Linked DNA regions of Homo sapiens: region 1 is linked to region 2. Evidence: chromatin loops called from intact Hi-C (ENCODE). Cell type or tissue: heart right ventricle. All regions are shown on one strand. Each heading gives the region's core, and the rest is flanking DNA. Links, peaks and the distances in the headings are about the cores only.

Region 1 (15,818 bases), core at 2,656-10,655, 900 kb before region 2:
CCCCTCCCTTCACTGCCTCTTCTGTGGTTCCCAAGAAAACCTTCTCTGCCTGAGACCCTGTCATTTCATTGTGTTGATAAAAAAACAAAGGGAGCTGTCCACGGTCTTCTGGCATGAGACACCATCCGCAGGATGAGCACAGGTCCAAGTCAGTTCTATCCCCTTGGATGTTATGCCAAGTGCAGTGTGATCCCAGCACTGAAGCCCACAAGAAAAATATGAATTCTTTTATTGCATCATCTCATCAGAACTAAAATGGCTAACCAATGTGTCACTAGCTCCTCACAGGTAATAAACAGTAATAGAAACACAAGCAGGAACCTTGTCTAATGAGCTAGCTGATGGGGGAGTGGTGTGGAATGAGCAAGCCCAAGGAATACTTAGGAGGCGGCAACAACCACGGGAATAAAAAGAGTCAACATTCACTGGGCACTTACCGTGCCCTGATTGAAGCACTTTAACATATATTATTTAATCACATAAAAACCTTCATGAGGTAGATGTTATTATCTTCATTTTACAACAGAATAGAAGCACAGAGAGTGAAATTAACCTGCCCAAAATCACACAGCTAAGAGCCACTTTCAAACCCAGGCAGTTTGTTCTAAAGCCTGAGCCCTTGACCACTGCACTACGTTGTCTCTTAATCTTAGAAACTAGCATCAGATTGCCTAGTTTGGTAGAGGTAAGGAAGCAGGAAAATGCAACAATGAAGCTAGGTTCACCTAACTGAGCAATTACGAGAATGATAGTCCCACTGATAGATTAAAAAACCTTTTTGAGGAAGATGACAGTTGTGAATATGGATGTAGGTATTATCAGAACACTTGATTTCAAGAGCATGCTCTTAATTCTGGGGGAAATAAATTCTGTGTAGTCATAGGCTATTAGAATCGCGGGTTAGAGAGAAAGGCCTTGGGTAGGTTTATAATCAGCTGGTCTACAATTTGACTTCCAAGAGGACTGACTTATAGAGACTTCTACCTGCTTCTTAATAATTGAGTCAAATAGCATCCTGGCATCTAAGGCATTTCCCATCTTCTCTCTCCTTCTGCTTTCATACTGTCTCTGGAAAGCAACAAAGGACAAGGCTTAGACTGAGCCTTCTGTGTCTGTGAAGGTTAGTCTGAGCCCAGAGCACCAACATTGTTTGCAGGGGCTCTCTTGTGGTTAAGACTGCAAGCCAGCACCTGCACCTCCCGACTCCTGGTCTAGGATCATGACCCCAGTACATCACTGTTGCTTTCACGAGGAAATGAAAGAAAGAGATGGCTTGCTTGCTGTCTGCCTTATTTCCTTCCTATGGACATTCCATTGAACATTTACTGGGTATGTCCTGTATGACAGGCGTTATGCTGTGTCCCATGGAAACAAAGAGGAGTACACTAGTCCCTCCCTCAAGGATCTCAGTCTCATCACCTGCAGGTCTCTGCCTCTGCAGGACTCTAAAGCTCTTCTGCACTTTTTTGGAGGGAAAGGTCCGATAAGAGTCCATGCCATGCAGGTTAAAGGGTTGAGATTTGAAATGTTCAGAACCCAGCTTGATCTGTGACCCAGTTCTTCTGACTGTCTTTCCTGGCATATTGAGCAGTGAGAAGAAGTCTCCAGTGAAGTGTGTTCCCAAACTTGACATGTATCACCAAGGGACAAATTGCCAGGGACTGAGAGAGGGAGGCTCTGGGTTTCTTAGCTTGGTGGAGTTGACTCCCAGTCCTGGCTCTCCCCGCCACCACCTTGTGCTTCCAGAGGCCAGTCTCCCTTAGTGTCAGTGTATCTGCCCCTCAGGGTGATGGGCTTGCCCTCTGCCGGGTTACTGAACTGCTGGGGACCAAACTTTGAGTTCGTTCTTTTGTGCAACCACCTTTAATGTGATGCCTGTGCATACACACATCATACACACATACACACCAGAAACACATGTAGCCCTAAACACCATGCTTTCAATGCCCTCCTTCCTATTAAAAGGTGCTCTGGTGATGGACTTCTTGGGTGTCCTGCACCGTGAACACTCGGCCGGTCCCCCCCATCTCATGTCTGTGTGTCTTAGCATGCGGTGGACTCACACCCTGCCTGCACTTCCAGGTGTGGTAACCAAACAATGTTCCATCTCCACTGGTGTCACATTTTTTTTTCTTTAATCTCACAATTCTTTCTGCCATTGTCTTCCTCTCCATGTTCTCTCTGTGACTCTCACTCACCCCATTGTATCTGTGTCCTCCTCAGCAAGCGCACATGTGACATGTCCCCCTGCACACATGCCGTCTTTGTGTTGGTCTCTTGGTCAGTCTGATGCTGTGGCATGCTCTTGTGTGGACTCCTTCATCCTCCTCCCTCTGTTCTCTGATACCTTAGAGTTTTTAGTGGTCCCAACTGAGGGTCACGTAGCTCTTTCCACCCCCACACTGGATTTCTTGGTCACCTGGGACAACGTCCCCACTTTTTCGCCTTAGTCTGTCATTCATACCCCTATGAGGTGATTCCTGAGAGACCAAGACTCTATTCTCAGTATAGGTCCACCATGCCTTCAGGGTATGTGTAGGAATAGAGTGGGCACAGTGATCTCGTACTTCCTTAGCAGTGAGGGAGACCATGGCAGAGTCAACATGTCTACATTCACAAACAGGCACACCTAAGCTAGGCATCTAAGAATGGGTGAGTATAGTTGTTTTCAGTAGAGCTGACATTCTTGTTCCCAGGCAAGACCTCAAGTGGTAGACCATCCATTTCAGTAGGGATCAGTGAAATCTTGGTCCAATGGAAGGATCAGCCATTCCTTGGAACTGGGTGCTAGGGAACTTGTCTTCATGCTTGCGTTCAAGTCGAGCTCCCTTTCCAGCTCTCATTTCACCCCTCATTAGTCCCCCACGGGGGCCTGTTACTTATCAGTCAGCCAGGGAGCTGAGGCCCAGCTTTGCCGCATGCCAGCCACTTCCTAATCCCCGGGGTAGCAAGAGTGATCTCCCCAGCCCATGGATGTCCTGGGTGATGGTCTCCTGCCGATACTGAGAGGGGCTGGGGGTGCAGCTGCTCCACTAAAGACATAGATGGAGGGTAGCGCTGTGGAGGGGCAGAGATGACTCAGAAAGGTAGCCCAGCAGACCCTTGCTTCCATGAAATGTGTTATGCTTCTAGCCTCTTCCACCCCTGAGGTCTCATTGACCCTGCCATCCTGTGACACTGGGTGGGACAGGGTATGATAGTGCTGTGCCTTCATTTCCTCATCTGTGAAGTTGCGGTAACCATGGACTGCCCTGTAGGGTGGTGGTGAGGTTTAACTGAGATAATGGTGCCTGGTGTGTGGTCAGGGCTGAGACCTTAGCATTCTTAGTGCTCACCATTCTGTATTAGCCATCTTCCTCCTAATTGTTGTCCGTTCTGACTGATCCACAGTTTCCACAACATTGTGCAGAGTTTACACGCTGCTGCACAGAATCCCGTGTCCACCATTGAGCTTCCTAGAGACTTTTTGCCTAGGTGGGGCTTCCAGGCACACAGCAGTATTGAAGGTACAATTTTTTTTTTTTTTTTTTGAGACAGAGTCTTGCTCTGTCACCCAGGCTAGGGTGCAGTGGGATGATCTTGGCTCACTGCAACCTCTGCCTCCCGGATTCAAGCAATTCTCCTGCCTCAGCCTTCCGAGTAGCTGGGATTACAGGCTCGCACCACCATGCCCGGCTAATTTTTGTGTTTTTAGTAGAGACAGGGTTTCACCATGTTGGCCAGGCTGGTCTCGAACTCCTGACCTCAGGTGGTCCGCCTACCTCAGCCTCCCAAAATGCTGGGATTACAGATATGATCCACTGCACCCGGCCTGAGGTACACATTGAGGACACTGTACTATGATTGCTTAAAGTCCTGAAGTCCTGGAGAGGACCATGTTGGGGAGTAGGCCTGGCCTTGCACAGTCAAATGGAGTAGCCAACAGTGAGTTAAGAGCATCAGGAGCCAAGGCCAGGGCAGGATGGAAGCTCTTTTCACCTCAGGGCAGCTTTTAGAGCCAAGCTAGGGCCTGCCACCTACAATGACACAAGCTCTCTTGGAAAAAGTTCTTTGAGAGTTCCGTTGACAAGTCTTCTGGGGAACTGAGGAGCTCGGTGGTGAACCTGTATCTTGCCATCCCTGCAGGTGGGCTCCCAGCGGTTCAGCGTCAACATGCCCCACAAGTTCGGTATCCACAACTACAAGGTCCCTACCTTCTGCGATCACTGTGGGTCCCTGCTCTGGGGACTCTTGCGGCAGGGTTTGCAGTGTAAAGGTAAGTTGCTCCCTGCCCTGCCCTCAGCCCCTGCATGTCCCCTTCCTTGCTGCCTGCCCCCATCCCTGCTTTATAAAAAACCCTTGTCTGATTCCAGATTTGGCCAAGAACTGAGTGCAAGCCTTTGTTAATCCTGCATTAGTAACTCTGTGCATTTGGTAGGCAGACTCTGGGCAGAGACCATCCAGGACTGGGTGGAGGGAAACACCGAGGAAGGAGGAGGGCGGACTCCACGCCTTAAGATCACTCACAATCTGGGGAGACAAAATGAGTCTACAAAAGCATAATAATTTCAGGAAAGATACATTAGAGCAGAAGAAAAGTAATATTTTTGGAGTTAGGCCATGAAGGAAGTGAGAGGTGTGAATTGAGGCTTTTCTTGCATGGTCCATGGCTCAGTGCTTACTCTTTGAAAGAGCCATGCCAGAACCTTGTCACATAAGGTAGCTTGCTGACTCGTCACCAGCTTGGGACATAGGGGATATTATTCCCATGGCCCTGGTGAGGAAACGGAGGCTCAGAGACTAAGCAACTTGCTCACATCACACAATTTATTAGCAGAAGTAGGATTTGAACCTTGACTCTCGCGTCCTCAGTTCCTTCCTGTTTCCTGCCGTGCCACCCGCAAACAGCGCACTCAGATGATGATGCTAAGTGGCACGGGGAGTAGCATATAACACAGGGAGGTGGAAATGTATTCTGGTGGCCTGAGAAGTGTGTCCAGTTTTATAAGCCGGTCCAGCCTGCTTGCACGGTTGGGCAACCGTGAACTACTAGGCAGGGATATTGCATGGACAATATTTTAAAATAGTGTTTTACTGTTTGTGTGGAATGTATTATTCATAAATTCCCATTGTAGAAAAATTAGAAGAATATAAGTAAAGTATAAGAAAATAAACCTAGGACATAACAAATTGGTCATTGAAGGGATCCCAATGAGAAACTATGAGAATTGGAAATAAGATCAGGGCTGCAGTGGGAATGAAGAGGAGAATGACTTTAATATATCAAGGAGGAATGATTTATTGGATGTAGTGACCAGAAGCAGCTGGGAGGGCAGTGATAGCATTCACTGAGATGGGGATACAAGAGGGAGGATAAGGTTGGAGGTAGAAATGGAGCCTGAGCTGGGGACACCTTAACTCGAGGTGCCCGTGGCAAATTGACACGAAGCTGTCCACCTGTTGGACATTCTCACTGACAGTTGGGGAATAGGTCTAGACTGAGCATTTAGATGTGGGTTTTGTCAGGATCTAAGCAATTAAAGCTATAAAGTCAATGTCATTCTCCAGGGTAAGTACATTGAGTATGAAGAGAAAAAAGTCAAAGATAACACCATGAGGGTGGGTACCAACATCCAAGGGTGGGCCTGCCAAGGCAATGAGAGGGAAGCACTCACAGGTAGGAGGAAAAGTAGCAAAGAATGGCACCATGGAAGCCAAAAGAGTAGATAATTTTTAACAGTTTTATAAAGAAGTGGTGCCAAATGCTTTCCAACAGGTTATTTAAGATAAGACACGAAACATGGGGTTGGATTTAACAACAAGGAGGTCACTAGGAACCTCAGCAGGAGCTGTCTTAGTGGGACAGTGGGATGGAGCCCAAGTGCTGTAGGCTAAAGTGCTAATAGAGGGAGATGTTTTTTCAGAATGTTTTAGTCAGGAAAAAGACAGTGGCAAAGGAGAGATGGATGAGGCAGAAGGGAGAGGGGACTGACTGTTGATACAGCAGGGAAGGGGAGGCGAGCGGGGATGGGCCTTGGGGAGAATGATGGACACCGCCTTCCCCAGATGGAGGGCAAGCCTGGCTACCAGGCCTGGGTGCAGATGCATCTCGGGTGTCAGGGATAGAAATCCAGGAGGAGGTGAGTGGACAAAGTCATCATTTAAGTTTTGAATCTGTTGAGGGCATTGCAAGGAGATTCCCCTTATTTTCTGAAAGAGGAAGTCTTTTTTGAAGTAGGAGGGAGAAGTGGGGGTGTGAGAGGCACGAGGAGGGTGGTGAGGGCTGGAAATAGCAATTGTGGGGACAGAACACAATCCAGCCACTGGACATGAGGAGGTGCTGACTGTGGACATGCCCAGCATCCTGTGAGCTTCCCGGCACCCCTGGAGGTGGGGGCGGAGCCATTCCACTTCCCCGTTGGAGTATTCTTTCTAGTGTGTGACCCTGAACAAAATGGGGCCTGCCTGGAATCCTGTAGGTGAGGTGAAGAGAGCAGAAGAGGAAGAAGGGAGGGGAGCAGGAGTCTCGAGTGTCTAGCAGAGGAGTGATGTGCTTTTGGAAAGATTAGTGTGGTTGCCGGGAAGCAGGGCCTGCTTTGGAGGGAACCCTGATGAGCTGATGTCTGTTTTTTTTTTTGTAAATATATTAATTATTGATCTATCTAGTGAACCTAAATGAAGATACTATCATCATAAATATTGATATTTTAAGAAAGCAGCCCAGACACCCAGACATCACTGTGAGGGCTGTGGGTCCCCAATGACCCTGGAAGAAGGAGGGGCAGGGACAGTGTATTCAGCTCTTGTTGGGCAGGAAATGCTCTTGCCCCTGCTCAAGGAAAGAAGGGGCAGAATTAGGATGCCTGGAGCAAGGGTATCTGTCCATGGGAGCCCAGGAACCCGGAGGGAATCAGGCCGCATGAGGGCTAGAAGACGAAGGCTGAGACCTGAAGCTCCCCAGCCAAAGTGTGCAGACTTTTACTCTTCTGTGGCTCTGATGTTATTACTTGGCCTTTTTTTCCCCTTGCTGCTGTTCTGTGACCCTCTCCTTCTCCCTCTCCCTCTCTCTTTGTCTTCCTCTCTCTTTAATTAAGAAACCTTATTTTTTTAAGAGCATTTTTAGGTTCACAGCAAAATTGAGCAGAAAGTACAGAGAGTCCCTGTATTATGTGCCCCCCAACACACATGGCCTCCCCCCACCAGCATCCCCACCACAGCAGCACACGTGCACAGCCACGGAACCTGCACAGCACATCATTATCACTCACAGTCTGTGGTTTACCTTGGGATCCACTCATGGTGTTGAGCATTCTGTGGATTTGGACAAATGGACAGTGCTCGTTATCTACCATGATAGTATCATACAGATTAGCTGGATGGCCCTGGAAAATTGCCTGCTTCCACTTATCTCTTTAGATCCTTTCTCCTCCTTAAGGCTTCTTGGCCCTGTAGACTCCTTACCCTGTGGAGAGGGGTCATGGCCAGAAGAGGCCAGCATGGGCCCAAGGCAGGGGCTGCTTGTGCCCAGGTCTAAGCCTGGTTCTGCTACTATGATTACTAAGAAAAAGAAATCAAGACTTAGTGACCTGCAAGCATCCCCGAGCAAGTCCCTATGAAGCTGGCTCTTGCACCCATGCAGCCTGGCCCTGTTCCTGGCTTTGGCAGGTGCCCTATGCCACCCTTTGCTGCTTAGGAAGACTCAGCCAGGCTTTCTGTCTTGCTGGACCATGCTAGCAGGGCCTGCTAGGCTGGAGCTCTGGTCCCCTGGTCCTGGCTGGAGATCATCTATTTGGCCTGCTGCCCTATGGCTTCAGCTTTTTTGCCATTCCCGTTCCCATTCCTGGAAATAGATTACAGTATTTTCAGCAAAACAGGTTTCTTCAGAGCTTGGGTCTACGAGGAGGGATCCATGAGACTGTCCTGGTCACTCTTTCTCCAGTCTAAAACTGTCTGAGCCACACAGGTTCAAGCATTGTGTGTGTACCCTTCTGGGGACTGTCCCTTTGTCAGCCAGGTAGAGGGAGCATAATTATGTCTGCTTTTATGACAAGGAAATGGAAATCTGGAAAGAGTGGGTGCATGCAGGGCATACAACCAGGAACTGTGGGGCAACCAGCCCTTGTCCTTTGCAGCCCACAGCCACAGAGGGGCCAGACCCTTGCAGGATGCTCACACGATCATTGGGTAACTGAGATCCTTAACCGAGGGCAGAAAAATGCTGGCACAAAGTGAGCAGGCAAAATAGTTCATTTCTTTCTTTCATTTTGTGACTCAAGTGCCTGCTGCGTCTGAGTCTCTCCAGACTCATTCGTGGGTCTGTCCGAGCCCCTCAACCACTATTAAACAGTCCAGAAATCAGCTTCCCAGGTTCCAGGAGCAGCATCGCTAGTCTCGGGCATTTGTAGCCTTTTCATTCTGCACTTTGTTGGAACAGTGCTGCCTTCTCCAATCTCAGGTTCACTGGCACCATGGGCCTCTCTGGGGCCCTTTTCCACCTGTTTTATTTTCCCATTGACACATGGAGTCAGTGGCCCCTGGAGGCAGAGACACCCAATACCCTTTGATTGCAGTTTCCTTCTCTAGAGAAGATCCAGTTCTCACCTGCCCCCGTCCCATCCCCCACACTCATGTCTCAGCACAGCTGCTCTGAAGTCATCGGGCACCAAGGGGCAACTTCACAGGAAAGCCAGACCTCCTGACGGAGCCTGCAGTTGGGCCTGCGGGGGCCTGTGGAAGCGGAAGCCCTGCTTTTTCTCATCCCCATCTGGGGTGAATGCTCTGCACCTGCTGTCCTCCAGGACAGGGGACGAGGCACAGGGAGGAAGGTGTACTCCACGAAGACCTGGCCTGGAGATTCCTAAAGAATCTTCTTCCTCGCTCCTGCCTCTCTCTGACACACATCTTAATAACTGCTCTGATCTGCGGCTGTTTTCAGGGGCCAAGGGGACAGGGTGTCCCCTCCTCTCCAGTAAGTAGTAAACAGGAGTGGTGGCCTGAAGAGATCACAGGCTAGGATTTGGAGGAGCTGTCCTGGTTTGGGTACTGCCTAGCTGGGAGGTTGCAAGCAGGTCACCCTGGCTTAGTGCCCTTGGCTTTTAACCCCAACTGCCCTCTTCCCTTCTGAGGACAGTAATAAAAAATAAAAATGGAGTGATCTTAGCCACATACCTTGGGGTGGCTGTGCAGAGCCATAAAGATGAAAGAAAGGCCTGCCTGTCTCCCTCCTTCCTTCCTTTCCTTGTTTAAAAAAAAAAAAAAGTATTTTGGATACTTAAAAACACTAAAAACATGCAGAATAATTTTTAATTTTCAACATTTCTGAAAATGTCAGTCCTTTACTATTTTTAACAGCTAGGTCCCTTGTCGTAACTTCAACTTTTATTTTTAGAATTATAAAGAGCACAATACATAAATACATTCTCACTGTTCTTACTGTCAAAGATCCAAGCAAGACTGAAGTTAGATATATATTAAAAATATTAAAGGCTTTCTTTATATTCTCTTTCCACTTTCATCCTCAGACTTCTAAAAATGTGCTATGGGTCCTCTTACTTCTAAAAATGTCCTCTTTTTGTGTGCCTTTGCTGCACGGATACTCACACACACTGCGTTAGAGTCTATTGCTACATAACAAATGACCCCAGGACATAGTGGTGTAAAACAACCAATACTTATTTTCTCAGAGTTTCCGCTGGTCAGAAATCTGGATGGAGCTTAGCTGGGTGCATCTGACTCTCATGAGGTTTCAGTCAAGCTGAGAGCTGGGGCTGTTGTCTCATCTGAAAACTCAACTGGAAGAGGATCCACTTCCAAGCTCGCCCACATGGCCACTGACCAGAAACATCAGTTCTCTGCCGTATGGGCCTCTCCACACAGTGACTGGCTTCCTTCAATGCAAACAAGAAAGTGAGAAAAGATGCCCCAGACACGAGGCAATGGGACATCTTATCGCTTTTGATGTTTTCTGTTCATTAGAAGAGAATCACTACGTCCAGTCCTCTCCAAGGGAGGGAGTTACATAAAAGCATGAACACTATGAGGCAGGGGCAATCAGGAGGCAGCTTAGGGGCTGCCTGGCACACCTGCACCTCCCCATCCACATCCCCTTCGCCTCCTCACAAATGCAATCGTCTTGTCTATGGGGTCTACCCTGACCACTGGGTAGCTCTCAAGCTCTTGTCTCTCGTCTCTTACTTCCTCTGCTTTTTTTTCTAACATAGCACTTATCATCTTCTAATATTCTAAATTACTTTCTTTTTTTTTTTTTTGAGATGGAGTCTCGCTCTGTTGCCCAGGCTGGAGTGCAGTGACATGATCTCGGCTCTCAGCTCACTGCAACTTTCACCTCCCAGGTTCAAGCAATTCTCCTGCCTCAGCCTCTGGAGTAGCTGGGACTATAGGTGCATGCCACCACACTAGGCTAATTTTTGTATTTTTAATAGAGACAGGGTTTCACCATGTTGGCCAGGCTGGTCTCAAACTCCTGACCTCAAGTGATCCGTCCTCCTCAGCCTCCCAAAGTGCTGGGATTACAGGTGTGAGCCACTGCACCCAGTCTAAATTACTTGTATAATGTTAGTTTCTTTCTTTCTTCCTTTCTTTCTTTCTTCTTTTTTTTTTTTGACAGAGTCTCACTTTGTCACCCAGGCTGGAGTGCAGCGGTGCAATCTCAGCTCACTGCAACCTCTGCCTCCTGGGTTCAAGTGATCTTCCTGCCTCAGCCTCCCAAGTAGCTGGGATTACAGGCACCTGCCACCACGCCCGGCAAATTTTTACATTTTTAGTAGAGATGGGGTTTCATCATGTTGGCCAGGGTGGTCTTTAGCTCCCAACCTCAAGTGATCCACCTACCTCAGCCTCCCAACGTGCTGGGATTACAGGCATGAGCCACCACGCCAGACCTTATAATGTTAATTTCTGTCTCTCCCAATCCAAATACAAGGTCCATGAGGACAGAGATTTTTTTTTGTCTGTTTTATTCTCTGTTTACCCAGCATCTAGAACAGTGCCTGCACACTGACATCCAATAAATATTTGTTAATTCAATCCTCCGTGCATAGTTATATAATTTGCTTTTCTACAGTATGTCTTGGAGTATTTCCAAGGCAGTGTACAGACATCTACTTTACTTACTAGAAAGAGTCCACATTGTGGATGTTCCGTAGATTGTTTAAAATGTTGCCCTCTTGATGGATGTTTACTGGTTTGTGTGTTGTCGCCATTTTAATTTATGCTGTCACAGACATCCTCATACATACCTTTTCATGCATATGTGTGAATAATTATGAAAGAAAGGCCCACAGAAATCAAACAATCACTTTAAACCCTTGTCTTTTTGTGGTTGAATTATACAAGGAGGGAATTACATAAGGGCACTTTTACTTGTTTGCTTTAAAGTCAAGCCATGTTAATGGACTGCTTTACCTTCCTTTTCATTGACGTTTAATTTGTGTGGCTTGCATGGTGAGCTTGGGATTCTAGTTCCCTGTTATCTATTGGGTCTGGTCTGAGAGGTGTCATTTATGCCACTGTAGTACTACTACTTTCCGTAGAGTTAGAATAACTGAAAAGCATGTTGTCCTGATTTGTGCAAGGCGTCGTGGTGAACCTGGAGATAAAACATTACTTTAGTTCTCTAGAAACTTGCACTGTGCTTGGTCATTGAACATAATAAGTGAAATCATAGGCGATAATTCAGGCATTGAGTCAGAAATAAGTGTGAGCAATTTACAGGCAAGAGAGGGCCTGGAAAGGGGTGTAGGGAGAAAGAATGCCACAGGAGTGCTTTGGTTGACTCAGAATCCTTTGCAGTAACATCCACAATGCCTGGGGACCATGAGAATGTCCCCTGTACACGTGGCAGATTGGCTGAAAATTCAGTCTGAGCTTTGATCTGAGGAATGCTGGGTAGCAGACAAGCGGCCGATCGTGGTCCCCGGAAAGCTCTGAGTCACGGTTCTGGTGTGATCAGGACTCCAAAATCTCTTTCTGGTGATGACATTTGGCCCAGCATGACCCCAGGGGGGCATCCCTCTTACCTCCTTTCTCCTCATTCTGCGTGAACGACTTTGCGGTCGTTCACTCTCACACCCCTGCCAACTTCCATTGCACAAGCACACAATTTCCCATTTGCAAATATTTGCTCTCTGTCTCTGAGCTTGGCATGACTGGAACCTGTTATGAAATCAAACCATTGCCCTGGCTCACCCTCAAGGGCCAAATTACCCCAACATAAAGAAATTCCTGCAGCATACATGGGCCTGGGCCCCTCCTTAGGAGTGGCTCTGTCACCATTCCCAGAAGGTTGTCTGCTTGCTTTGGAGGAATTCCCAGGAGCCTGGCCTGCCTTTTGCTTCAATCTCAGCTATAAAAAGGGTGGAAACATGGAAACCAAGTCTCTCCAAATGACGGTAGGATGTGTGATAGAAGGTGAAAGTCAGAGTGCCTGAACCCCAGTGTGTCCCCAGACAACACTGCTGCTGCTGCACCACCCAGCACATAGTAGGTCCTCAACAAATGTGTGGTGAATAGCTGGGTAGTAGTAGAAGAGCGCTTCTCTTTTTGTAAGAGCCCCTGGCAAAGCAGATCTATTTCTTCCCGGTACAACTTTATCCAAATGAAACCAGTGAAAGTGAGCACTGAGAGGCATTCTGGAAAGAGAAGCCTTAAAGGGCAGCCTAGGGCTGGGAGTGGATTGGCAGCAGGGGCTCACGGCCTTTGGCCTTGGTGCTCCCCAGTAGTGTTGTGAGGGGTGGGGGTGGGTGGTTCATTTGGCCACATTAATGCAAATGCATCTCAGGTTTCTTTTGGTTCCAACAGGGACGCCCACTGTCCTTTGCTGGTCTGTGGCCTCCCAGTGACACCTGCAGCCTCCAGGAGCCCATCTTGCTCCCGTTATGGCTGCCCAGAGTAACTGGAGCTCCCCTTCCTCACCACTTTGCCCTGGCATTTCCAGACTTTTCAAAGCACTTTCAAAGTCACTATCTCACATCGTGCATGCTAACTGATGTGTGATTGAGATTTTTTTTACATATTAAGATGAGTACATAACTCAGGGGAAATAGCAGACTTTTTAAAAATAAAAGGCAAAGTCCTCAAAACCAAAACCAAAAAAAGATACCCCCTTTGCCGACCTGCCAGCCCAAGTTGTTTTGTCAGGACAGACAGGTCTGGCATTTCAACACCAGAGGGAGCTAGTGGTCAAGTTATGTAGACAAGTTAGTTGCCCTTCTCAAGAAATTCTCAACTTGGCTCTTTTATTCTCTTTTCCGTCACTTCACAGAGAGGCAGAAGACAGCTTTCATGGGTTTGGTGGGTGGAGCAGGTGTGGTGAATGAGCATCAAAGGGCAGCTGATGCAATGAGGCAGGGTAGTGGGGACAGAATTCTGGGCACAGTGCTGTTGCCTGGTCTCTGATCAGCCCGCGGATCAGAGTTATTAGTGATAACTCCATTAGTCAAGTCGGTGCCATGGCCTGGCTGCGCTGGAGTTTTCTTGTTTGTTTTTGTCCTGAGAAAGCCACCCTGCCACCACCTCACCCCACCCCCACCTTTAGCCCAATGGGCATCTTGGGTTCAGTAGCTCAGTTGAACTGTCCAGGCTGGTCTGGGGGGGCTCTCTCCAGACAGGTGACCAGGTTATGTAGAGCATTACGGAGATCTGGCTGCTTATCCTGCCTGGCTTCACTCCAGGAACAGTTTTGGTTTTTAAACATTTTTAGTAGACTTTACTTTTTAGAGTAGTTTTAGGTTCACAACAAAATAGGTCAAAGGTATAAAGATTTTCCACAAACCTTCTGCCTCCACACATGCACGGCCTCCCTCACCATCAGCATTCTGCAACGGAGTGGTATATTTGTTAACGGTCAGTGAACCTTCATTGACACATCATCATCAAAGTCCATAGTTTACATTAGGGCTCACTCTTGGTGGTGTACATTTCCATGATTTTGGACAAATGTATAATGACATGAATCTACCATTATAGTATCTTACAGAATAGTTTTACTGCACTAAAAATCCTCTGTGTTCTGCTTCTTCATCCCTCCCTCTCTCCTAACCCCTGGTAACCACTAAACTTTTTACCATTTTCATAGTTTTACCTTTTCCAGAATGTCCTATAGTTGGAATGATACAGGGGATAGCCTTTTGAGATTGGCACCTTTCACTTAGCAATATGCATTTAATGTTCTGCTATGTCTTTTCACAGTTGCTAACTCACTTCTTTTTAAGGCTGGATAATATTTCAGTGTCTGGATATACCATAGTTTATCCGTTCACCTACTAAAGGACATTTTGCTTGCTTTCAAGTTTTGGCAATTATGAATACAACTGCTATAAACATCCATGTGCGGGTTTTTATATGAACATAACTCTTCACCTCATTTGGGTAAATATCAGTAGTGTAATTGCTGGATCTTATGGTAATGGTATATTTAGTTTTGTAAGAAACTGCCAAACTGTCTCTCAAAGTGGCTGGACCACTATGCATTCCTACCAGCAATGAATAAAAAGTTCCTGTTGCTTCATATCCTGAATGGCATTGGGTGTTATCAGTTACCTCCTTGTATTTTGGCCATTTTAATAGGTGTGTAGTGGTATCTCATTGTTTTAATTTGTAATTTCCTAATGACACATGAAGTGGAGCATCTTCTCCTATGCTTATTTACCATCTGAATATCTTCTTTGGCGAGGTGTATGCTCAAGTCTTTTGCCCATTGGGTTATTCATTTTGTTATTGTTAAGTTTAAGAGTTTGTTGCCTATATTGGATAATATAGGCATATATTATCATATATGTCTTTTGTAAATACTTTCTCCCAGTCTGTTACTTGTCTTTTTATTCTATTGGCAGTGTGTGGTTTGGTTTTGTTTGTTTTTTGTTTGTTTGTTTGTTTGTTTTAGTTTGGGGAGGTGGGGGACAGAGCAAAAGTTTTTTATTTTAATGAAGTTCAGCTTATCAGCTCTTTTTTTCATGGATCATGTCCATGCATCATGGTGTTGCATCAAGAAAGTTATCTGTGTAGCCAAGGTTACCTATATTTTCTTCTATATTATCTTCAAGGAGTTTCATAGTTTTGCCTTTTACATTTAGGTCTACAGTCCATTTTGGATTCATTTTTGTGAAGATCGTAAGGTTTGTGTCTAGATTCACTGTTTTGCATGTCTAGTTTTTCTAGCACCATTTGTTGAAAACTGTCTTTGCTCCATTTTATTGCCTTTGCTTCTTTGTCAAAGATCAGTTGGCTGTATTTGTGCGGGTCTGCTCTGGGCTGTCTGTTCTGTTCCATTGATCTATTTGTCTGTTCCATTGATGTTTTGCCAATTCCACATTGTCTTGATTACTTCAGCTTTATAGTAAGTCTTGAAATTGGGTAGTGTCAGTCTTCTGACTTCGTTCTTTTTCTTCAATATTGTGTTAGCCTTTTGCTTGGGTCTTTTGCCTGGGTCTTTTGCCTCTCCATATAAACTTTAGAATGAGTTTGTCGATATCCATAAATAACTTGCTGGGATTTTGATTAAGGTTGCGTTGAATATATAGATCGAGTTTGGAAAGACATCTTGACAAATACTGAGTCTTTCTATCCATGAATACGGTATATCTCTATATGTATTTAGTTCTTGATTTTTTTCACAACGGTTTTGTAGTTCTACTTATATAGATCTTGTACATATTTTGTGAGATTTATATGTAAATATTTCATTTGGGGGAATGATAACATAGATGGTATTGTTTTTATTTTTAAATTCCATTTGTTCATTGCTGGTGTATAGGAAAACAACTGACTTTTGTATATTAACTTTGTATTCTTCAATCTGGCTATAATCATTATTGGTTCCA
Region 2 (15,818 bases), core at 857-8,856:
GATTCGGTGTGTTCTTGGGAGACTCCCCATGGCTGGAGATACCAGCCTACAGTTTCCTGGACTTGACATCTTCTCCTAGAAACTGACGTGACAGGATAAGCCCTGTTTAACATTTCGTTAATTACACAATATTCAAACTTCTGTGGGTTTTTGTTTCTGATGTTGTTTTCTAACAAAAGCATTTAAGGGTATGAATTTTCATCAGAACACTTTTTAAAATTAATATTTGCATCTACTGCTTCCCTTGCCCTTCAACAGTTATGTATGCTCATTGTGCAGTGATTTTTTGAATTCACGAAGGCTTTCATTCGGTCATTCATCTGACAAATATGTATCAAGTGCCTTCTGGTTCTTAGGGATGTGGATACATCAAGAAATACAGTAGTCAAACACCCTGTACTCAGAGAGCTTACAGTTCCCCCCGAGTGTCGAGTGTCGGAGAGAAACTAATAATTATAATGACATGCAATGCAGAAAGTGAAAACAACACAAGTCACTGGTGATCTCAAAGCCCAGAGATGACCATGGTTCACATTTTAGTACATGACTTCCCAGTACCAGCAGTGTGTAGAGCATTATATTGTGAGCATTTTCCCACAGCAGCAAGCATTTTTGAACAAAATGATTTTTTTGTATTTCAAAATGTGGATGAATCATAAATATCTTAATCATGGAATCTCTAAGGCTGAAAGAGTTTTTAATGGGTGTCTATTCTACAGGTGAGTGGAGTGGCAGTAATAATTGGGAAATGGTGGGAACTCTGAATTGCAGTGGCATACTCCTTTAAGAAAGGGAAGGAGCCAGGCACGGTGGCTCACACCTGTAACCCCAGCACTTTGGGAGGCTGAGGCGGGTGGATTGCCTGAGCTCAGGAGTTTGAGACCAGCCTGGGCAACACAGTGAAACCCTGTCTCTACTAAACTACAAAAATTAGCCGGGTGTGGTGGTGGGCACCTGTAGTCCCAGCTACTTGGGAGGCTGAGGCAGGAGAATTGCTTGAACCCAGAAGGCGGAGGTTACAGTGAGCCAAGATTGTGCCACTGTACTCCAGCCTGGGCAACAGAGCAAGACTCCGACTCTAAAACAAAAAAAGAAGAAGAAGAAGAAGAAAGAAAGGGAAGGTAGCTGCTTCTACATTTCCACAAAGCCCAAGGTTGAGAGAATCCACTTTGAAAGCTAACTTTTTCTCTTTTAAAGGGAAGATACTGTCTTTCCTGGAGCTACAAGGCTGGACCCTTTACCACCTTCTTACTATGAAGGCTGGATCTGGCTCAAAGCCCCTTTTCTCAACTGCAGCCCAACTGCTGCTGAATTTCAACTTCACTTAAACTTTGGAAAGGTCCGGGGCATATTTTCAGCTGGGAGAGGTTTTCTTTTCCTTTATTTTAATCAGCTCGTAAGTCTATAAGCAGCTTGGGCAGTAAAGTTCAGACTTTGAGAAACCAAAAACTAAACCACCATTTGCATTCACACCAGGGTGGACAGTCTCAGCTCTCAAGAATTTTATGTTTGTCTTGGAAAAAACTGAGAGGCTAAGTGCAGCCAAGGGAGTGAGAAGGAAATGATGCTTCAGCCTGAGTGCTGCTTTTCTCTACAAAGATGGGGGTGACGATCAGAGAACCATAATGCAGGCAAGGAATCCAGTCAAGGAAGACGGTAGCTGTGCAGGTGGTTAGTGTGAAGGATGTGAGACTATCCTGCATGGCCCTCGATGTGTCTGGGCAAGGGAATTCACTAGCCCATCTGCCAATGGCGACCTCCAGGGCTTGACTTGGTCATCATCCTCAGGAGATTCCCATGTGGGTATTTAAGCTTTCCAACTAAACTTTAAGCTTTGGTTAGGAATTTTGTCGGTTTGGGTATTAGGTTTGTTTTAACACCACCTGCCCACCCAGGTCTCTGTACACAGGCTTTACTGTCATGGGATGGGATGGGGGGAAGCGCAGTTGGCCCTCTGTATCTGTGTTTTCTACATCCGTGGATTTCAGCTAACCACAGATCAAAAATATTCAGGGGAAAAGTGGATCGTGTCTGTGCTGAACATGCACAGACTTTTTTTCTCAACATTGTTCTGTAAACAATACAACTTAGCAACTATTTACATAGTATTTACATTGTATTGGGTATTATAAGTAATCTAGACATGATTTAAAGTACACAGGAGGATGTGTATTGATTATATGCAAATAATACAACATTTTTTATCAGGGACTTGAGCATCCATGGATTTTGGTATCCACAGTGTCCTTGGGGGGTGGGTCCTGGAACCAATCTGCTATGGACACTGAGGGACAGCAGTACATCGAAAGTTTTTGTTTCTGCCTCGTTTAAACACCACATGACTCTGAGCAAGTCAACTTCTATGAGCCTTGGTTTCCTCATCTGGAAAATGTTTGTGGTGTAAGCTTATGCCACATGAAATACAGCTTGTTAAACTGTAAAAGATTACATAAAGTTACCATTATCCTTCCTGCTAAATGCTAATCATCCACACTGAGATTTGAATTTCATCATGAAGTATGTTCATTTCATTTCATTCTCACCCTGGTAAGTTCCTAAGGAGAAAACATTATAGGAAACTTCTAGAGCGAAAGAATAAACTACTAATCACTAGAGCCTAGCACTGGGCTAGATGCTTTCTCATACTTGAAGACTCATTTATTCCACAGCTCTGTGAGGTTAGAAATATAATAATCCCCTTTCAGATGGAAAGAAACAGGCTTGAAGTGAGTTTCAGTGATATCTTCGAGGTTACCCAACTGAAGAAAAGTCACAGTTCTGTGCTGGTAAAGTGACTCTGAAGAAAGAGAGAAAAAAAAGCTTGCCCATTACTGTGGTGTAAATGCTCCCACTGTGGCTGATTTCATGCCCACCGGTATGAGCTAGCCTCTGCACACTACTGGAGGAGCTGCATTTGAATGCAAGCTCAGGTTTCCTAATTTCGGGTAAAGATCATTTCCTGAGCCCAGGGCAGTGACACTCCTCCCCAAGCAAAGAATCCCCTCACACCAGGAAGGACCCAGAGCTGGTTGGATCACTTAGGCCTCCACCCTCAGACCAACCTAACCAGATCCTCTGAGGCAGGGGCTGAGGATCTGCATTCTAGACAAAGACCTATACGTGCACTGTAATTTAGGTACCACCCAGCCCTCAGCACCAAGATCAAAGGCCTCTCCCACTCCTGTCTCCCAAAAGCACTGCAGGGAGGAGCAGACATGTCTCAGGAGACAGAAGACAGCATTCTGTAGCTGTCCCCTGTACTGGAATTCTGATTGGGTTCCTATGGGCTGAATCATGGTGGTAAGCTGATCGCTCTGTCTCTGTCATTAAACTCTCTTTATGCTTATGCTGCTTTTCACCAAATCTAAGATTCTACTGATTGTAAGTCACATCATTACTTTTTTTTTACCATCAAGAAATAAAAACTGTTGTCAAAGATGTTAAACTATGAAAAAGTACATCTAAGAATCATGAAATATGTTATCAGTGGGTGTATATACACTCCTTTATCTCCCAGTTTTACAATAGCACAGTAAATATTCTATTCTTTGAAGCCTGAGGTTGGGTCTTACTCATCTTAATTTATGTCCTCAGAGATCCAGCAGGCTTGGTTGAATGAATACATGCCTAGCAACATATCAAAATAGACAACTTATTAATTAGTCATCAATAAATGCCCCAGGTTTTGCACCAAGCACTTTCTATTTAATTTCCATAACAACCCAATGAAGTAGGTGCCAGACTTTCTCCACTTTACAGAAAAGGTAACTGGGGCTTGGAGAGGCCATGTAACTGGTAAGAACCCTGCCTGGGACTTGAATCCCAAGTCTGAAGCTCCTGATACCATTCACAATATGGAGAGATCCTTGAGGATATTGAAATGTTTTCACCAGGCCGGGTGCAGTGGCTCCTGCCTGTAATTTTGGCACTTTGGGAAGCCAAGACAGGTGGATCGCTTGAGCCTAGGAGTTCTGGGCAACACAGTGAAACCCCGTCTCTAGAAAAAATACAAAATTTAGCCAGGCATGGAAGCATGTGCCTGTAGTCCCAGCTACTTGAGAGGCTGAGGTGGAAGGATCACCTGAGCCCAGGAGGTCGAGGCTGCAGTGATCTGAGACCACTGCACTCCAGCTTGGGTGTCAGAGTGAGACCCTGTCTCAAAAAAAAAAAAAGTTCACAACATAGAATGGTACAGCACTACTATCTTAGTCTGTTTCTCAAGGCTTGACAATAAATAAACCTGTTTGATTTCTCTTTGGTGCTTGTGTTGCAAGAGGATGGATAACATTTTACAAAGCAAAGTTACCTTATTTTCTCACCTCCTTTGGACTTTTAGCTTTCTCAGACTTTTTGAAGAGGAATGGTAGCAGGAGAGTTTTCTCAGCTTTGGTAACTTCTGGAGGACTTGCTGAAATTAAAACTTAAGGATTCATGTTCCCATGGAAGCCCCAGGGAGCAAAGCAGTCAGCGCCCTCCCTCTCTCTCCCTCGGGGTCTGGCCCTTTCAATCTACCCGGTTGTCCAAATTCAGATTGTGTGCCATTGAATCCCACGTCGCTCATCTGCTCATCCCCACACTCACTGCCGCCCCTGGGGTGGCCGTCTCCGCTGGTTAGCCATCCTCATGAAAGGGTGGGGAAAATGCCTTTTCCCGTCTGCTCAGCTGCTACCAGTTTGGAATTTTTCAGGAGGTATTTGTATTGGTGCAAGAAAGCACAGTGGCAAGGGAGCTGACAGGGCGTGGATTCCCTCTCCGAGGTCTAGGTGCAAACTGCTTTGGACACTTCAGGGTTTACAGGGTCCACAGCACCACCATCACCTCTCCCTTGTCTGACCATCACTTATGTTTGGGGAAAGGCTAATAATTCCTTTCCCCAAAGCAGGTAAGTCTGAGCGTTTTGATTCTTTTCACATTCTTATTCATTTTCGAGTGATTTTGGGGTGTGTGTGTGTGTGTGTGTGTGTGTGTGTGTGTGTTGTGGAGTTTTTCTGGTGGCCATTTTATACAGGGAGAGGTGAAGAGGAGTCATTCCTGGCATTTGCAGGAATGAAAGAGAAGTGACACGTAAAAACCCTGGATGGGATACTAAGGCCTGGAAAAGGACATTCTGTGGGACACTGCCGCCATCTAGAGGTTCATCTGTAAATGACAAATGTATTAAGAGAACTAAGGGGTTCAATGATTGTCAGGATTGACAATAAAAATTTCGGCACAGTGAAACCCCGTCTCTACCAAAAATGCAAAAAAATTAGCCGGGCGTGGTGGCAGGCGCCTGTAGTCCCAGCTACTCGGGAGGCTGAGGCAGGAGAATGGTGTGAACCCGGAAGGCGGAGCTTGCAGTGAGCCGAGATTGCGCCACTGCACTCCAGCCTGGGCGACAGAGCCATCACTATTTTGAAATTACAGAGATTGAGCCCAACACAGTGGCTCACTCCTGTAATCCCAGCACTTTGGGAGGCTGAAACAAGCGGATCACTTGAGGCCAGGAGTTTGAGACCAGCGTGGCCAACATGGTGAAACCCCATCTCTACTAAAAATACAAAAATTAGCCAGGTGTGGTGGCACACAACTGTAATCCCAGCTATTTGGGAAGCTGAGGCATGAGAATAGCTTGAACCCAGGAGGCACAGGTTGCTATGAGCCGAGATCCCTCACTGCACTCCAGCCTGGGGGACAGAGTAAGACTCTGTCTCGAAAAAAAAAAAAAAGAAAAAAAGAAATGACAAGAGATTGGTAGACCTGCTACTAGATCTTACTATGCTAATTAGGAAGCACATATATTCTGACAAAGGCTTATAAAAAGAAAAATAATAAGCACATATGTTACTAAATCACTCATTTTTAAATATTTTGATGCTTACATTTCAATATGATTAATTTCTTCGAAATCCTTTGTTTTTTATTTTATGCATTTGAAAACATTGTTCTGTAAGGGGGTCCACACACACAAAAGGTAAAGGATCGCTGCTCTGGAGTCTCAGAGAAGGGACAGGTGACCATGGCTGGACAAGGCAGAGAGGGCTTCCCAGATGAGAAAAGACACAGGACTTTGCACTTTATTAAAAGAGAGCCCCAGGAGCTCTCTTTTAATAAAGAGAGCGGTGGCTCATGCCTATAATCCTGGCACTTTGGCAGGCCGAGGCAGGTGGATCACCTGAGGTTAGGAGTTCAAGACCAGCGTGGCCAAACATGGGAAACTCCGTCTCTACTAAAAATACAAAAAAAAAAAAAAAAAATAGCCGGGCATGGTGGCAGGCGCCTGTAATCCCAGCGACTCAGGAGGCTGAGGCATGAGAATCACTTGAACCTGGGAGGCAGAGGTTGCATTGAGCCGAGATTGCCCCACTGCACTTCAGCCTGGGCGACAGGATAAGCCTCCGTCTCAAGGGAAAAAAAAATTAGCTGGGTGTGTTGGTGGGCATCTGTAATCCCAGCTACCCTGGAGGCTGAGGCAGGAGAACTGCCTTGAACTTAGGAGGCGGAGGTTGCAAGCTTGTAGTAAGCGGAGACTGCGCCACTGCACTCCAGCCTGGGCGACAGAGCAAGGCCCTGTCTCAAAAAATAAAAAATAAAAAAAGACAGCCCCAGGGCAATTTCAATACAGGCCTTCTCTGAGGAAGCAGAGCCAGGCCTTTAATCAAAGTGTAAAAATAGAAAGGTTTCTGTGACTTCTCCTATGTCCAACCTAGAAAGTGGTCTCTTTGGCAAGAATCTGAGAAGGTACTTCATACTAAAGGATAAATGACTAGAAACTTTCATTTCAGGAGGATTTTCATTTAACAAGACTCAGAGCATTTATTTATTTATTTATTATTTTATTTTATTTGTTATTCAGACTAGGTCTTGCTCTGTCCTCCAGGCTGGAGTGCAGTGGTGTGATCACAGTTCAAGGCATCCTCAACTTCCCAGGCTCAAGTGATCCTTCTGCCTCAGCCTCCCAAATAGCTGGGACCACAGGCATATACCACCATGCCTGGCTAATTTTTTATTTTTTGTAGAGACAAGATCTCACTATGTTGCTCAGACTGGTCTCAAACTCTTGAGCTCAAGCAATCCATCTGCCTTGGCCTCCCAAAGTGCTGGAATTACAAGCATGAGCCACCACACCTGGCCTATTTATTTTTTCCCCTGACTCAAAACATTCATGAACACAAAGGACTGGCCCTCTGTGGGGGGCGTTTGGTTGTATGGCAAACTGCCTGATGCTCTGGGCAAGGTCAGCCTCCCCTTGAATCATACTGTCCCCGCCAGACCTGCCCGTGTGCATTGATTAGGTTTTCTTCGTTAAAAGAAATACAGAGGCCGGGTGCGGTGGCTCACGCCTGTAATCCCAGCACTTTGGGAGGCCGAGACGGGTGGATCATGAGGTCAGGAGATTGAGACCATCCTGGCTAACACGGTGAAACCCCGTCTCTACTAAAAATACAAAAAATTAGCCGGACGTTTTGGCGGGTGCCTGTAGTCCCAGCTACTTGGGAGGCTGAGGCAGGAGAATGGCGTGAACCTGGGAGGCGGAGCTTGCAGTGAGCTGAGATTGCGCCACTGCACTCCAGCCTGGGGGACAGAGTGAGACTCCGTCTCAAAAAGAAAAAAAAAAGAAATACAGAAACCAAGCTGGCCAGAGTTAGAAAAAGGCAAGTCAACAGGAGCCTTTGAATCCAAGGGAGCATGGAACCCCACTTCTCAGAGCAGTAGGAACTGGGCAGCTCAGGCCTCTTGGGGATAAGTGTTGTGGGACCTCTCCAGAGCAGAGCTTCTCAAATTTAAATGAGCATGCAAATCACTGGGGATCTGTTGAAAAGTAGATTCTTCAGTCCTGTGGGATCTGGAGGAAAAAAAAGTAGATTCTGACTCAACTGACCTGGGTGGATCCTGATGTTCCACATTCATAAACCCCTGGGTGACACTGCTGGTGTGTGGCCCACACATTGAGTAGCAAGGGCACGGAGCTCTACCACTCCTGTGCCTTCCCATGCCTCCTGCCTGCCGCTGTGCTTCTCAGGCCCTGTCAAATCCCAGGGGAGAGTATGTGTTGGCCCAGCTTGGGTAGGCATCCAGGCCTAGCTCTGAAGCTGTGGTCAGTGAGGCTGGGCAGGTCTGATTTCTTGGAGGGGATGAACTGTGAGAAGAGCAGAGAGGGAGGCACACAGGTGCCCGAGCTGTAGCCTGGAGGCCCCACCTTGAGGCAGGGGAGGTGGTCAGCTGTGGCCTTAGACTTCCCCAGCTGGACTCCATGCAGTTACCATCAGCCTCTGCTCCACCTGCGCCACCTTCTTCCCGTCCCGTGACCTGCTCCAGGACCCCAAGGCTGGGCTGTTGACGAGGTTGTCATGGATGGGTTCCTGGGTTCCCATTAACCCACAGGCTACAAGAATAGGCACTTCCAAAACCCTTTAAGAAAAGACCAGGGGCACCTGGCTTAGCATCCACCACATCTTTGTCCCTTTAGAGACGGTTACCTTGTTCCCTTCTCATACCGGCCAGAGCCCAGGAATTTAACTACAGACACCTGAGACCCCCTCATGGCTAAGCCCTTACTACTTCCTGCACTCTGATTCCCTGGCATGCGAGAGACACAGGATCTCTCCCCAAGATCTCCTTGATTTGCATGCCTGTTGGATCTCTGGTTTCAGGCTTGTTCAGTCCTGTGGGACTTGAGCCACTGAGGCCAACCCTACACCACCCCCTCAAACTCTCCCTCCCCTCCCTGGGCAGCAGGGCTCATCACTCTGGACAGGCATGACCTGCAGTCCTTCCCTAGCCACCCAGGGGGGAATTGGAAATCCATGGACAGAAAATGCCCAGCGATGAGGTTTCCTTTTGATTCTGTCAGAGCAAAGCGAATTCTCTGAAAGCCTCTGAAACAGGCTTTTATCGAGAGCACTACCAATACAGTCCCTGGGGCTAAACACCCAGTAATGGGCCTAGTGAGATACTGTCCCAGAGGGCTGAAGTTTCAAACTGCCATTGTGGTGTTGAAAAGATTATGTTGCCTTCAACACTTCTTTTTAATTTTTTTTAATTTTTAAAAATATAAATAGAAACAGAGTCTCACTATGTTGCCCAGGATGGTCTTGAACTCCTGGGCTCAAACAATCCTTCCGCCTTGGCCTCCCAAAGTGTTGGGATTATAGAGCCACGGCACCCGGCCTTAACACTTTTTTTTAAATTACACTTTTTATTTTGATTATTGTAGATTCTCATGAGGTTGTAAAAAATAATGGAGAGAGATGCTGCATACCCTTGACCTTGTTTTCCCCTAATGATAGCATCTTCCAAAACTATAATACAATATCCCAACCAGGATGTTGACCCTGGTGCAGTCAAGGAACAGAACATCCCCATCACTACAGGATCTCTCCTGTTGGTCTTTGATAGCTACACCCACACCCTCCTGTTCCCACCCCTTCCTTAATTCTTGGCAACCACAAATATGTTCTCCATTTCTATAATTTTGTCATTTGAGGAATCCAGTATGAATGGAATCATACAGTATATAACCTTTTGGGATTGGCTTTTTGTGCTCAGTACAATTTTCTGGAGATTCATCCAGGCTGTAGCGTGTTTGTTTCCTTTCTGCTGAGTTTGCTCCTTTTTATTGCTGAGTAGTGTTCCATGGAACAGATGTGCCACAGTTTGTTTAACCATTCACTGTTTCCAGGTTTGACTATCACAAATAAAACTGCTATAAACACTCATGTGCAGGCTTTTGTGTGAACATAAATGCAATTGCTGAGTCATACGGTAGTTATGTGTTTAGTTTTTTAAGAAACTGCCAATTGCTTTCCAGGGTGGCTCTACCATTTTACATGTGTCGTTTTACTACTTAAAGTGACATATAGAAAACTTACTTTTCTTTACATTCTTTTACCCTCCCCCCATTTAAATATCTCCTCTACATACATTTAGAACATTGGACTATGTTACAATTTTTGCTTCAATCACTAACCATAATTTAGAAAATTCAAGCGGAGAAAGTCTATTGTGTTTATCTGTATTGTTGCTTACCATGTTCCTGATATTCTAAGTCTCTCTTATGTATTGTTTTTCTGCTTAAAGAATTTCCTTCAGTTTGCGCCTTTAATGTAGATGCTAAGAAAACAACAACAACAACAAAACCAAAACAGAACAACAACAAAAATACAATTTCTGGCTGGGCGCAGTGGCTCACACCTGTAATCCTAGTACTTTGGGAGGCAGAGGTGGGTGGATCACGAGGTCAGGAGTTCAAGACCAGCCTGGCCAAGATGGTGAAACCCCATCTGTACTAAAAACACAAAAATTAGCTGGGCGTGGTGGCGGGCACCTATAATCCCAGCTACTGGGGAGGCTGAGGCAGAGAGTTGCTTGAACCTGGGAGGCAGAGGTTGCAGTGAGCCGAGTTTGTCCCACTGCACTCCAGCCTGGGCAACAGAGTGAGACTCTGTCTCAAAAAATAAAAAAATAAAAATAAATAAAAGAATTTCCTTCTGCCATTCTTTTAGGGTACATCTGCTAGGGACAGATTCTCTTAGTTTTCCTTTAATTGAGAATATCTTGATTTCCCCTTCATTCCTAAAGGATATTTGGAATGGACATAGGATTCTGGATTGACAGTTCTTTCAGGCCTTGAAAAATGTTGTGCCACTTACTTCTGGCCTCCATGGTTTCTGTTGAGATAGCTGCCGTCATTCCATTGTTTTTCCTTTATATACGAGCTGTTGTTTCTCTTGCACTGCTTTTAAGATTTTTTTCCTTTGTCCTTAGTCCTCAGAAGTTTGACTATGATGTGTCTTGGAATAGCTTTTCTTAAGTTTACTCTCTTGAGGGTTTGCTCAGCTTCTTAAGTCTATAGCTTCATGTCTTTTGTCAAATCTATGAAGTTTTCATCCATTTCTTTGAGTATTTTTTTTTTCAGTCACTCTCTTTTTCCCTTTCTGGAACTCTGATGACAGGAATGTTAGGTTTCTTGTTATAGGTCACAGGTCCCTAAGGCTCTGAGCATGCATTTTTCAGTCTATTTTCTCTCCGTTGGTCAGACTGGGTAACACCTATTGTTCTGTCACCCAGGTCATTAATTCTGTCCTCTGTCCCCTCCATTCTGCCATTGAGCCTATCCACTGTTTTTCGTTTGTTTGTTTTTGTTTTTGTTTTTGTTTTTTGAGATGGAGTCTCGCACTGTTGCCCAGGCAGGAGTGCAGTGGCATGATCTCGGCTCACTGCAACCTCCACCTTCCAGGTTCAAGCAATTCTCCTGCCTCAGCCTCCCAGGTAGCTGGGATTACAGGCACCTGCCACCACACCCGGCTCATTTTTTGTATTTTTAGTAGAGATGGGATTTCACTATGTTGGCCAGGCTGATCTCGAATGCCTGACCTCCTGATCCACCCACCTCGGCCTCCCAGAGTGCCCGGATTACAGGCATGAGCCACCGCACCCGGCCCCACTGAGTTTTTTATTTCAATTATTGTATGTCTCAGTTCTAAAATTTTTATTTGACTTTTCTTTATATCTTCTTTATATTTATTTGCTGAGATGTGTTGTTTTCATTTGTTTTATATATGTTCATAATTGTTCATTGAAGCACTTTTAACTATGGATGCTTTAAAATCTTCATCGGATCATTCTGATATCTGTTTTCTCAGTGTTGACATCTTTTTTCCTTTATTCATGATCTTCCTGGTTTTTGGTATGAAGACCGATTTTTATTTATTTATTTATTTTTTTTTTAACTGAAACCTGAATATTTTTGTAATATGTTATAAGACTGGATCTTATGTAAACCTTCTGCTTTAGCTGGTATTCTAGGACACCCCTCTGGCAGGGTAAAGGAGGTGTGCCACTGTATCACTGACAGGTGTCCAGGCTCCCTGCTCTGCTTCCAGTGACACTCAAGGAAAGGACTTCTCATTACTGCTAGGCAGGGGTGGGAGTTTGGGCTCCCAAGTGGTCTCTCCTGACACTGTGGTGAACATCACCTTGTTATCACTGGGCAGTGCTGAAAGTCCTGACTCTCCAGTAGGCCTCTTCTGACACCATCCAGCAGGAAGGGGAGGGGAGCCTCCCTATTGACAGTTAGGGGTCCAGGCTTCTTGTATGTTCTCCACTAACCCCGTGGGCAGAAGGGGGGCTCATTACCACCCAGGGATAATCCCAGCTCCTTCCTTGGCCTCCTCTGATGCTACCATAGCAGAAAGAAGGAGGGGTGCCTTGGCGAGGCCTGGTGAGGGTGGAAGTCTAGGCTCCCCACTCTGCTGCCATGGATGCAGGTGGGGCTGCAGCCTTCCTGTGGTGTTTGGTTGGAGCAGAGCGGTTATTATCTAGAAGCTTTCTGTCTTGCTTGTCCTTTTCTTCATCCTTTGGGTAGAGACAGCAAGTTTTTACTGGGGCCTTTCTACATCCTTTGGTGTTTCTGAGCTCCTGCTTCCTTAGCTCCAAGTCTACATATATGAGGCAAAAGGAAAAACCAGGGAACTCACTGCCATGTTGTTGCTCAGGTCGCAAGGTCCCTGGACAGTCTGCTTTATTTTCTCCACTTTTCAGAATCTTCTTGTTGTTGTTTTTATAATGTCCAGGGTTTTTGTTGTAATTTGCAAGAAAAATTAGGGGGAAGTGCCTCTACTCCATCTTCCTAGAAGCAGAAGTCCTGCTTGGTTTTTAAAGATCCAAAAAGTTCAGATATAATGTTCATGGTTTCTGCTATTAATTCCGTGGTTGAAATGATAGATAGATAGATAGATAGATAGATAGATAGATAGATAGACAGATAGATGATAGCTAGATAGATAGATAGATGACAGATAGCTAGATAGAGTTCTTAATAGAATGAATTCTCTCTTGAGGTGGAAATGTGACTTAGCTCTTTTTATTGAGGATGCTATGCAAAAATACATCTGTGTCCTCTGATGAAAATACTCTCAGGGGAAGCCTTTAAGCTGGGCATGGTGGCTCACACGTGTAATTCCAGCACTTTGGGAGGCTGAGGTGGAAGGGTTGCTTGAGCCTAGAAGTTTGAGACCAGCCTGGGCAACACAATGAGACCCAGTCTCTACAAAAAAAAAAAAAAAAAAATTAGAAACAAAAAGTCTTCTTGCTTTTTCTCTTCTTCAGAAGCTATTTAACTCCAGAGCCTAGACGAAAGAAGTTACATGGCAAACACACAATAAATATCCAATGAATGAATCAACAAATAAACAAACACACAACTGAATAAAATGGTAGATATATATAGTGCTGGTGTATACAGCACTAATGTGACCAGAAATTTAAAAGCACTAATATCTCGTTGCTCTATGTTTAGGGAAACACTTGTTGGTATATGCTATGAGTCTAGCTAAAGGAAATAGCCTCTTTATATACAATGTGAATGAAGTTTTAATTAGAGTAACTCTTTGGGACAGCAATTTAGCAATATTGACCAAGGTTTAAAATTGCTCAAACCTCAGTAACTCAATTTCCTCAAAAAATAATGGTAAAAATAGAAAAGGTTTTATGCATGAGCATGCCTTTGATAAAACAAACAAACATACAATTGTATAAATATCACGATTACAAGTATGTAAGAAACAAACAAAATAGAAACAGGAAAAAAACATCAAAAGGAGATAGACCGTAATACAATGGCTATATTGGACAATTGGATTGTATTTTCATCCCTCCTCTATTCCGTATTTTCAAATGATCTTTAATGAAAGTTTTTTTTATAATAAAACACCAGCATTTTATTCCTGTAGCACCAAGAGTGACAGAGTGAATTACAGTTGTGTAGTCAAGCACAGAGTGGGAAAAGATGTCACATTTATACATTTTAAAGAGCATTACTGTAAAAATCAATTACATTTGACATAGAAACTCCCCTCCCTTGAGTTCCCCTGCTAAATGTTCATCCTCACACAATATCCTGTAGACTTTCCCAGTCCTGTTCCCATCTGCAATTCAGCACTCTGGTGCCATCGAATCCTGGGCACAGACCAGAACATGGCTGACCTTCCCGTTTGCCTCCCATCTCATCTCTCATGCGCCTTCTTGGCATATTTCTATTCTCTCTTCCTGGCTATAGGACTTGGGTGGGTGACTTAATTTTTGTAGGCAGACCTTCCCACTTGCTCAGGAAGCATCCCCCTGAAGGGATCTGGCAGTCTCCTGGCTGCAAAGCAGGCACTCCTCCCTACTAAGGAATGCCTGGGGTGAGGGGAAGCAACCCCAGTGCAGATGCTTTGGGTTAAGAAGTAGAGAGGTGTAGATCGGCTCAAATGGCCCTTGCATAGCTGAATAATTTTTGTTTTCCTAAAATGGTTTTAGATGGGATCGTGTCTGAAAACCAGTCTTTGTTCCTGGGAGGTAAGTTTGAGTGATTCCCGGCAGTCAGGGGGCAAAACTGGATGATGATGTGCTGTCAGAAAGAATAGGGAACACAGCTTCCCCACTTGTTGATGGTGGGGGCACAGGCGAGAATACGGTGCCCACGGCCCTCTGGACTGTTCTGCTGAAGGCCCGAGCCTTCCAATACAGTATAATAATGGCCTCAGCAGAGCCATGGAGCCAGAATACCAGATAGCGGCGAGGAAGGAGATTTCTCTGAAAGAAGCAAATAGTCCATTGCCAATCATGCTATGGCATCCCGTGCAGCAGCTCCCCACCCGCCTCTTCCGGTAATTGTACCTGGATTTCCTTCTCTGAAATGCCTCCTCCCCACTGTCAATCATTTTATTACCAGTGGGGCTCCAGCCCCTCACCCAGGATGCAGCACATAACCAAGGCCTGAGCCAACTGGCCCATGTGGCATGGCCCTGGCCTCAGTGATTTGTCCAGGGGTGGACTGGGAATAATAATGCTGGCTGTCACTGAAAAAGTGCTTCCTCTATCCCGGCTTCGTTGTTAGGATTTTACCATGTTAACTCAATTAACCCTCACAGTGACCAGATGAGGTGATACCATCATTATTATCCCTATTGTCATATGAGGAAACTGAGGCACAAAGGCACTAAGTAGCATGCCCAAGCGACAGAGCTCATAAGTGGCAAAACCAGGACTGATACCAAGACAGTCTGACGCCAGAGTTCATTCTCTTAGCACTATGCCATAGAGCCTTCTAGGTCAGCCGTGGCACAGGTGTGTGGCATAGGTGTGCCGTGATAGGCTTTTTCCTGAAGCTGAGGCGCATGCTCTGGAGCGGGCGCCGCCATCTTGCCCCTACGCGGAGCCGGAGAATGCAGATCTGAAGATGGGGAGGAGAGCAGAGCGTGGTGGCACGGTGAGCTCTAGACTTGGTCTGGTCTGAAGCCAGTTCATTATTTGGCAAAAAAATTATTACGTTCCCACCTTCTGGACCCGTTTGTTTCTCATTCCAGGTTGAGTTGGTTTTGGTTACTCTCCTCCCCGTATCGCATTTTGTCTTTTCTTCCTAATAACTCCTATTGATTGGATATTAAATGTCCACGATAGATCCTCTTATTTTCTCATCCATTCTCTGTTATCACTTATCTATTTGTCTTTCTGTTCTGCTTTCTGGGAGATTTCCCTGAGCTTATGGTTTAACCCTTTTAAGAAAAAGCATGGGGGAGGGGTATCATCATTTTTATTTTTAGATTCTCTTTTCCAGTTGTTCCTTGTTTTATTGGCATCTGAATGTTGTTCATGGATGTGATGAAGTCCTACTTCTCTGAGGATACTGATTATAATTTTTAAAAGTTATCTTCTAGTCCCTGCATTATCTCCTTGATGTTTCCTTTCTGTTTGTTTTGATTTCTGCTTCACCTTAAAGCTTTCCTTCAGGCTGGGTGCGGTGCCTCACGCTTGTAATCCCAGCACTTTGGGAGGCCGAGGTGAGCGGATCATGA

Evidence for each region. Peaks named below come from ENCODE experiments on the same cell type or tissue, not always from the same donor. Only the 100,000 strongest peaks of a DNase experiment are listed, where the experiment ranks them.
Region 1: it touches region 2 in a loop (4-fold over the local background); 21 of 110 quality-filtered maps call a loop at or near these places.

What each region holds. Positions count from the first base shown.
Region 1 is chr2:45,980,426-45,996,243 of GRCh38, forward strand. PRKCE (protein kinase C epsilon) reads left to right here. Exons shown (of 15, transcript NM_005400.3): 6 at 4,126-4,255. Among named protein-coding and RNA genes, the nearest start is that of EPAS1, 310 kb to the right of the region's middle. In heart right ventricle, for the core only: no CTCF peak of the experiment used is centred there; a DNase peak (open chromatin) is centred at 6,363.
Region 2 is chr2:46,884,083-46,899,900 of GRCh38, forward strand. It overlaps MCFD2-AS1 (MCFD2 antisense RNA 1), which reads left to right and starts at 15,193. Exons shown (of 2, transcript NR_199007.1): 1 at 15,193-15,232. RefSeq lists a silencer at 6,222-6,406. In heart right ventricle, for the core only: a CTCF peak has its summit at 5,145 (motif pointing left); a DNase peak (open chromatin) is centred at 5,125; H3K4me3 peaks cover 377 bases; H3K27ac peaks cover 3,339 bases.